Linked DNA regions of Homo sapiens: region 2 is linked to region 1. Evidence: read pairs that join two places in POLR2A ChIA-PET (ENCODE). Cell type or tissue: A673. All regions are shown on one strand. Region 1 overlaps SPG11 (SPG11 vesicle trafficking associated, spatacsin). Region 2 overlaps CTDSPL2 (CTD small phosphatase like 2).

Region 1 (5,000 bases):
GGATAGACAGTATTGGGTTACATAAAATAGTAGGTTTACCTCATCTCTTGGCCAGTGCTGTTGGAAAATAGCAGTGCCTCTGGGCCTGGCCCAGAGCAGATGTTCAGCAGGTATTGTTGAAGAACTTGGTATCAGGTTCTTTATTGTGGCATCAACTTCATAGTCATCTGGTTGTTATAATGGGGGCTTGCCTCAGTTTTCAGTCTTCTTCTGTTATACCTACAAAATTGGAGTGATAAAGTCTATAGCTCTTTCCCAACCTGTGCTTTAAATAGTTAGGCATACTTACAAAACTGGCATTTTCTTTTAACTCTAACTAAAAGACATTTTTGATGTTGTGGATGGTACATATGTAGCTCATGTGGATTTAGCACTTCACAAAGAAGACATGTGTAATGAGCAGCAACAGGAGCCAGCCAAGATTTCTTCATTTACTTCACTGAAAGTTTCTCAAGACCTCGATGTTGCAGTGATTGTCAGCTCCTCCAACTCCGCAGTTGCTCTTAACTTAAATTTGTATTTCAGGTATGTAGATGACTGCAGTTTCTAATTTGAGGTAAATAGTTAGACTGATAAGAGGTTAAAAATATCCTCGTTAGTTTTTTTTTTTTAACTAGTGTTTCTTTTTCTATTCAGTTAGATCATGTTCTAGCTAATACATTGTAAAGTAGTTACTGAATAATATGTATAACTGACCACTGGCTACCTTTTATATTTTTACATGTTCATCAAAGTTTTGATTTTGATTTGATTTATATATGGTTTATGTCATGTAAATCAAAATTACACAATTTTAAACCACAGTTTAGCACTTAATTGTATAGACATGTTATTTCCCTAATTTTCTCATGTTTCCCATAGAGTTTATAAGCTCCTTGAGAACCCAAGTTCATGATTTGTTCTTTAAATTCATTGTCAATGACTTTTTCTTCCAGTTTACCTTAGCTTTCCACCTCCACAGCCATACCCTAGGCATTATCAATATTTGAAGTCGTCCCTCCCCCAAGTCACTACTTTTTACATCTCAGTCTCTGACCACAACTTCCCAAACTTTCCAGCTTGCTTACTCAAGTACTCCCACTTCACCTGTCCTCTGACCTAACTGGAATTTCCAATTCATTGACCTTCCACTCTTTACCCCATCCTGTCTTCACTTCCCTCTCTTTCCAGCATAGATTCTGTGATCCATCATACAGTTACTTTCTTGCATGTACTCTAAACTCTTGCTCCTGCCCTGTGATAGCACTTGGTCTGGCAAAATTTCAACCCTGATTGAAATCTTTTTTTCTGCCTTCACAGTGTCTGCAGTCAGACAGCTGAGTACTTGTAGAAAACAACAAAAGAAAATTGATACCACTCTAGGTTCACACTTAGTACCTTTAATTGGTCTTAATGTTGCCTGGAAATTTTACAGTGATTTTTCATGAGCCCATTCTTTACAACTGTATTTTTAAACCTTCTCTGTTTTCCTCAAACCTCCATTAATCTCTTTATTCCCAACTTTTCTTGGATGACCTTGCCTCCTATGAAGGCCCATCCCTCTGTGTGTGCTTTAGATCCCATTCCTTCCATCCTTCTTAGGGGCCTTTCTCCATTTCCTCTCTTTTTTATATAGTTGTCGCCTTTATCCACAGTTACAGTTTCTCCCAGTCAGTTGTGTTCCGGAAATATTACATACAGTAAGATATTTTAAGAAAGACTACATTCACATAACTTTTATTACAGTATATTGTTGTAATTGTCCTATTATTAGTTATTACTCCCTCACTGGGCCTAATTTATAAATTAAACTTTATTATAGGTATGTATGCATAGGAAAAAACAGTACAGTTGACCCTTCAACAACTCAGGGATGCCAACCCCCTGCACGATCAAAATGCCACATGTAACTTTTGACTCCCCCAAAACTTAACTACTAATAGCCTACAGTTGACCAGAAACCTTACTGATAACATAAACAGTTGGTTAACACATATTTTCTATGTTATATGTATTACACTATATTCTTACAATAAAGTAAGCTACAGAAAAGAAAATGTTAAGAAAATTTTAAGGAAGCGAAAATACATTTACAGTACTGTACTGTATTGATACTCTACATAATCTGTTTACAAGATGAGTAGTCTGTCTGAAAAGGCAAGCAACCGCAGCAGCATACCTCAACCCATGGTACATGTCAGGCAATTCATGTTTTTCTTACAATGTCATGACTTTTCTCTACTTGGGAGCACTTCCAGCATTACATTTCATATGGGTCCCATGGTGTTATACAAGGTTATGGTATGGCACGAAACATGATGAAAAATACATGAGAACCACAAGAAATCACTTTTAAAAAATTATGTTGTTATTATTTTAGAGACAGGATCTTGCTATGTTGTCCAGGCTGGACTCAAACTCCTGGGCCCAAGCAGTCCTCCAACTCAGCCTCCCGAGTAGCTGGGACTATACGTTCACGTCACTGTGCCAGCTAAAGAGATCACTTTTTACTGTGTTACACAATTTACTGGAGAGAAGAACTGCTCACACAGAGATTATTAGTACCACATGGCATTTTAAGCAGATGCTTACAACACTAGGGCTCACTGCAATGGCAACAGGAAGTGGCCATGATATTATTACAGCAGTACAGTATATACTACAGCTAATTATATGCAGTTATTTAATACTGCATCTTGACATTCGTTTACATTTTCTTTGGCTTCGAATGGTATCATGTACAGTCCGTAAGTGTGTACATTACATAGGTTCTGATAAATGTTAACTTTTTTTTTTTCTTTTTTGAGATGGAGTTTCGCTCTTGTTGTCCGGGATGGAGCGCAATGGTGCAATCTCAGCTCACTGCACCCTCCGCCTCCTGGGTTCAAGCGATTCTCCTGTCTCAGCATCCTGAGTAGCTGGGATTACCCACCACCCACGCCTGGCTAATTTTTTGTATTTTTAGTAGAAATGGGGTTTCACCGTGTTGGCCAGGCTGGTTTTGAACTTATGACCTCAGATGATCCGCCCACCTTGGCCTCCCAAAAATGCTGGGATTACAGGCGTGAGCCACCGCGCCCAGCCAATCTTAACTTTTTATAATAAGTTTGTGGGTTTCTTTTTTTTTAATTTTGAGATGGAGTCTTGCTCTATTGCCAAGGTTGGAGTGCAGTGGTGCAGTCTCGGCCCACTGCAAGGTCCGCCTCCTGGGATCAAGTGATTCTCGTGTCTCAGCCTCCCAAGTAGCTGGGATTATAGGCATGTGCCACCACGCCCAGCTAATTTTTGTATTTTCAGTAGAAACGGTTTCGCCATGTTGGCCGGGCTGGTCTTGAACGCCTGACCTCAAGTGATCCACCTGCCTCAGCCTCCCAAAGTGCTGGGATTACAGACATGAGCCACTGTGCCCAGCCAATTTGTGCATAATTTATGGTAGAAAATGATAGAGTAGTAACTATGTAACTTTTATGCATTCATGACATACCTGACTTAATCTTTATTTTAAAAAATATTTCTAGGCTAAACTGGGCATGGTAGTACATGCCTGTGGTCTCAGCTACTCCGGAGGCTGAGGCAGGAGGATTGCTTGAGTCCAGGAGATCAAGGCTACAGTGAGCTGTCATTGCACCACTGCACTCCAGCCTGGGCAACAGAGCAAGACCCTGTCTGAAAAAAATATATTTCTAGGCTACATGGTTCATTTGTGAGTTTAAACAAATTGTTGCAAATCTTTACAAATTTTTCCAATGTATTTTTGGAAAAAAAAAATCATATAAGTGGACCCATGGAGTTCAAACCTGTGATATTCAAGGGTCAACTGTATGTATAGGGTTTGGTACTATCTGCAGTTTCAGGTACCTACTGTGTGTCTTGAATGTATCCACTGTGGATAAGAGGGAACTACTGTATCTCCAACTTCTTTTTGGTATTAGATCCACATCCAGTTAATCATCAGGTCCTACCCTTTCTGTCTCCTAAATGTTTCTTTGTCCACTTTTCTCAACTCTTCTGTCGTCACTCTATGCCACCATTATCTCTTAACTGAACTATTTTAATAGTCTCCTACTTGATCTCCTCATGCCTATTACCCCCTCAAATCCATCCACAATAGAGTAGCTAAGAGTGATGTTGTTAAAATGCATATTTTATCAGAGGTGTAGCCAGTCATTAACATCTGGGGCAGGGGTATCTACCTTTTATTTTGTTGATGGGGGAACTATTTTCTCATGCATCTTCTCATTTTCGCCCTACCTTCTCTAACTTCTTTTCATCATCATCCTGGGACAGTGTCATATGGTTGTGTCAACAAATTACCTTCAAGTTGTTTAAAGGATTAATATTTAATAATGTAAGTGTTCAAAGAGATAAAATCCTTCCCCTTCTTCCCCTAGCTACTCTGCTGCATCTGTTCATATTGCTTTTCTGCTTAAAAGCCTTCTTCAGGTTCCTTTTCCCCCTCAGATAAAAGTTTAAAATTCTTAATAGCCTATGGGGCCCTGAACCATCTTTCTAGCCTCATCCCATTCCATCTTACTTCTCATTTTCTGTACATTAGCCACCCTAGCCTTCTTTGTTTCTCAAATGTAACAGCCCCCTTTTCCACATATACTCTCCCACCTATACCCACATACATACTTTACCTTCTAGTTCTTATGCATTCCTCTGGTCGCAGCCTAAATCTTACTTTGTGGTGGCAGTATAATGAGTGATTTTAAAATCTGGACTGGAGGCCGAGGCAGGCACATCACTGGAAGTCAGGAGTTTGAGACCAGCTTGGCCAATATATAGTAAAACCCTGTCTCTACTAAAAATACAGAAATTAGCCAGGCATGGTGGCATGCACCTGCAGTCCCAGCTACTCGGGAGGCTAAGACAGGAGAATCGCTTGAACCCAGGAGGCAGAGGTTGCAGTGAGCTGAGATTGCGCCACTGCACTCCAGCCTGGGTGACAGAGTGAGACTCTGTCTCAAAAAAAAAAAAAAGAAAAAAAGCTAGACTTGATAGTCACATTAGTCTGTTTC
Region 2 (5,000 bases), 140 kb after region 1:
GGACATATTCATAATCTAAAATATACCTTGAAAGGATGACTCATCAGGCAGGCGCAGTGGCTCACACCTGTAATCCCACCACTTTGGGAGGCTGAGGCAGGCGATCACCTGAGGTCGGGAGTTCGAGACCAGCCTGACCAACATGGAGAAACCCCGTCTCTACTAAAAATACAAAATTAGCCAGGCGTGGTGGCAGACACCTGTAATCCCAGCTACTCGGGAGGTTGAGGCAGGAGAATCGCTTGAACCCAGGAGGCGGAGGTTGCAGTGAGCCAAGATCACGCCATTGCACTCCACTCCAGTTTGGGCAACAAGAGTGAAACTGCTTCTCAAAAAACAAAAACAAAAAAAAACAAAAAAACAAAAGGAAGGAAGGATGACTCATCTACATTTGTAGTTATACGTCAAAGAAATATTAACAAAGGGTACAAATATATTGACAAAATAGTCTAAGAAAATATTTCAGAACATTAAACCAAATAACCAGACCAGAAGAACATAAACTAACTATAGTACTCAAATATGTTTATGATTAAATTACTAATTACTGATTTAATAACTGATAAGAATGCTATTCAATGATGCTTATCTTATAGTTTTCTTACTCAGGTTTTTCTTCATTTATGCTGCATGTCATTTAAGTAAAAATTTTCCAAAAGGAATATACCACTTTGTCATTTCTAATTCTAAAAAAATGACACATTAAAGGGAAATTCCACCAGTGAAAATTCTCTTCTTCTTCTCCCATCATATTCTGTTTGGCAGCATGTGTCTTCATTGTATTTTTTCCAATCTGAGTTTGTTTATCAACTTTCTTCCTACCTGATATGCAAAGGCTTGTGGTGAGTTGTCAATTATTATAGTTTTTGAAAGATCTCTTCCAAGAATATTTAAGTCCTTTATATAGTTTCCTTGTACACAAACACAATGTTCACGGAAAAGCCGGTGCCTAAACATAAAAATAAAAACAAATTAAAAAAAAAAAACTTTCTAAAAAGTAGAACATATACACATATATATACACCATAGGCTTTATAGTTTAAGCCATATGATTTTCTCTCTTGAAGGAAATTCAAACACAAATATGGGTCTAAGCGTTGGGCTGCCATTTTACTATAAAAATTCTAAGCAATTACTGAAAGCTTACAACCAAATATTACTATGCCTTAAAGAACTTGAGTTTATCCCAAAATGTTATTATTAAATTATAAAGGGGGATTAAAAACTCTAAATTGTTTTTGTAATTTATTTACCCAAGAAAGCTCAGCTCAGATGCAGCATCTGGTTGTCAGCGAGGTCCTGCTTTTTAACCAATTTTCCAGATGGTTGACTGAGGAACAAGGAGGTCAAGTGACTTGCCCAAGGTCACACAGTAAGTCAGTGGTTAGCCCCGCATTGGAACCCAGGATCCTCCTGGCTCCCAGTCCTTGGCTCTAACCAGTGGACCACACAGCCTCCCTATCCCTGTACATGCCAGAATAGAAAATATAAGAAGGAATGTTTTTGTGTTGGCATTTGAAAAAATGCTTTTTAGATTTCCTTATTTTTTTTGAGAAAAGGTCCTAAGACCAAAACATTCCATCATTTCAACTTTTCCTAAACACCCCTCTTTTAGTATATGTGTATGATCATTTGAAAAAAGATTAAGTGAAATGAGGAATTCAGATTTAAGTATCAAGTATTATAAATGTAAACTGATATTTCACTCACATAGAAAAATACTACATCATTTTAGAAAGCTATTAAAGGTTTTACAATACTAAAGTGATTATTATAATCTCAATTTATACTCAAAATACTAGTCTCTGAACATTACTAATAATTGTTTCATATAATTTTTTTCTACCTTGAAGTACTCTATTCTGTATATATTAATAATTGGTAAGTTGTCTTCCTTGTGTCTTAATCACACTAACAATTTTACAAAATCTAGGACCTATTTGGACCTGTATTTTAAATTATGCAATTTCAAGAAACTGGTATTTTCTACCCACAAAATCTGTCACAGTGCTACCAAGAATAAATAAAAATCTACATATACACACACAAATAAAAACTCAACCTTAAAATTATCAGTGCCAGTTGGTATGGCAAAAAGGAAGAATTTAACGAACAGACAAAATGTATAAGCAGTTCTTTCCCCCTTATTATAAGGAATAACTTTAATAATCACAGTCAAACGATCATCTGGCCCCGGGAAAGTTTAGTCAGTTCTACTTTGAAAAAACAACAACAAAAAAGACTAAGTAAATTAATTCAAGCCTTGGTTGGGCCTAAATAAGATTCACTGTTTTATTTCTATAAACATTTAGATATGAGGAAACTGGAAAGGCAGATACAGCATGTAAATTCAAGTCACTGTTGATGCCTCTTCACCGATAGTGGCAAACTCATTGAGACAGGAGACAACTGAATCTGTACGTGGATACTACAGTTATTTTAATTAAATTACAGTAAAAGCCTTCCAATTATTCATTCAGGAATCTGAGGGTGTATAGCATGTATTTGCATTTTTAGAAAAAAACTATTTGTACCAGTCATCAAAGAGCAGATCATCCATGTGAGTACAGACTTGTGTTAGAAACTCATGAGATTTAGAGATCACAGGAATTTCTTTTTTTCTTCTTTTTTTTTTTTTGAGACGGAGTCTCCCACTGTCGCCCAGGCTGGAGTGCAATGGCAGACTCTCGGCTCACTGCAACCTCTGCCTCCCGAGTAGCTGGGATTACAGGCGCCTGCCACCATGCCCAGCTAATTTTTTTTGTATTTTTAGTAGAGACGAGGTTTCATTATGTTGGCCAGGCTGGTCTTGAACTCCTGACCTCGTGATCCGCCTGCCTTGGCCTCCCAAAGTGCTGGGATTACAGGCGTGAGCCACGGCACTCAGCCTAGATCATAGGAATTTCTTAGAGTCTACCTTGTCACCAACACAGACAATTCCCTATAGCACTCACAATCTACTCTTTGAAACGCTTTTGTTGGCCAGGCGCGGTGGCTCACGCCTGTAATCCCAGCACTTTGGGAGGCCAACGTGGGCGGATCACGAGGTCAGGAGTTCCAGACCAGCCTGACCAACATGATGAAACCCCGTCTCTATTAAAAATACAAAAATTAGCTGGGCGTGGTGATGCGCGCCTGCAATCCCAGCTTATCAGGAGGCTGAGGCAGGAGAATCGCTTGAATCTGGGAGGCCGAGTTTACAGTGAGCCAAGATCGCACCACTGCACTCCAGGCTGGGTGACAGAGCAAGACTGTTTCAAACAACAAACAAACAAACAAAAAAACAAGCTTTTGTTTCAGATTTCTCAAAATACATCTAGATAGAACAAATGGAAACCCTCAAGTGTGTAGGTTTTATAAATCTAGTTTAAAAGAGGATTGTTAATTTATAACACATTGTCATAACATGACTATCATTTGTTCCTCATTAGTAAATGAAAGCTCCAAGAGGGAAGAGCTTGTGTTGCTCACCACTGTTCCCTGGAATACTGGAGATGCTGAACAGAAATCATTATAATGAATGAAGTCATCAAAACAAAATCACTGGGTATACTTTAGTAAAGTGAGGTAAAATTAGCATAAATTACAATATACTTTTGTGAACAGAAAATACCATTTCCCATTTGTGTGACTGCAGCTTACTTATTTTGACCCTTTAGATTAAAAAACAAAAGATACCACAGCTTTATTTAGAATAAAAAACCTTCCAAAATATGAACATTAGGAAAAGCCTTTCAGTATACTTGCAACCACTGAATAATAAAGGTACTGTTAACAGCAGAAAATACACTTTAGGATTTTCCAGTAAGACAACATGGGAAAAGTATTTAAGAAAATTTATACTCAGCTGGGCTGGGTGCAGTGGCTCACGCCTGTAATGCCAGCAGTTTGGGAGGCCAAAGTGGGTGGATCACTTGAGGTCAGGAGTTCAAGACCAGCCTGGCCAATATGATGAAACCCCATCTCTACTAAAAACACTAAAAATTAGCCAGGTGTGGTGGCACACACCTGTAGTCCCAGCTACTCGAGAGGCTGAGGCAGGAGAATCTTTTAAACTCAGAAGGCAGAGATTGCAAACTGCACTCCAGCCTGGGCAACAGAGTGAGAATCCGCCTCAAAAAAAAAAAAAAAGAAAAAGAAAGAAAGAAATAGAGAAAGAGAGAGGAGAGAAAGAAAGAAAGAAAGAGAGAGAGAAAGAACGAACGAACCAACCAACCAACCCAGCTATTAAAGTCTTTTTTTTTGAGATGGAGTTTTGCTCTTGTTGCCCAGGCTGGAGTGCAACGGCACGATCTCGGCTCACCATAACCTCCGCCTTCCGGGTTCAAGCGATTCTCCTGCCTCAGCCTCCCGAGTGGCTGGGATTACAGGCATGCGCCACCACGCCCACCTAAATTTTGTATTTTTAGTAGAGACACGGGGTTTCTCCATATTGGTGAGGCTGGCCTTGAACTCCTGACCTCAGGTGATTAGCCAGACTCAGCCTCCCAAAGTGCTGGGATTACAGGCGTGAGCCACCGCGCCTGGCCCTATTAAAGCTTTTATGAGCCGTTTGTGTCATCTCTCTCAGCTTTTGATCAAAAATTCAAAGATTAACCCCTCCTCTTAAAGGATACAGCAAGACTGCTGCAGTCTTACTATCTCACTTCAGCTGACAAAATAATGGAACTAATTATCATAATATTTTAAAATCACCACGGCACTCCCACTAACCAGGAAAACACTGCATCTGCTGGCTCAGGGCACACACAAGGAACTGAGTCCAGTCAGGATAACCTGAGTGACTAAACCCACTGTAATTTCCAATCAGATTCATGTAACATTTTCTTTCCATGGAAGATAAATTTGCTTTCAAAAAAAGCAAGGGCTTAATTTGATCCTTTCTGTTAAAAAATAATTTTTATTTCTCTATGCCATTAAAAAGTAAATTAACATGCATTACCTCAGAGACATATGGAGATGAAACATCATGCACAACGTGGAAAAATTCCACACAACCC

Evidence for each region. ChIA-PET counts read pairs that join two places held together with the same protein. Peaks named below come from ENCODE experiments on the same cell type or tissue, not always from the same donor. Only the 100,000 strongest peaks of a DNase experiment are listed, where the experiment ranks them.
Region 2: POLR2A ChIA-PET joins it to region 1 with 5 read pairs; 2 of 35 experiments call an interaction of 5 or more read pairs at or near these places.

The regions. Positions count from the first base shown.
Region 1 is chr15:44,652,620-44,657,619 of GRCh38, reverse strand. SPG11 (SPG11 vesicle trafficking associated, spatacsin) reads left to right here. Exons shown (of 40, transcript NM_025137.4): 4 at 324-525. Among named protein-coding and RNA genes, the nearest start is that of SPG11, 8.5 kb to the left of the region's middle. In A673, no CTCF peak of the experiment used is centred here; no DNase peak of the experiment used is centred here.
Region 2 is chr15:44,515,118-44,520,117 of GRCh38, reverse strand. CTDSPL2 (CTD small phosphatase like 2) reads right to left here. Exons shown (of 13, transcript NM_016396.3): 11 at 823-949. Among named protein-coding and RNA genes, the nearest start is that of EIF3J-DT, 19 kb to the left of the region's middle. In A673, no CTCF peak of the experiment used is centred here; no DNase peak of the experiment used is centred here; H3K27ac peaks cover 260 bases.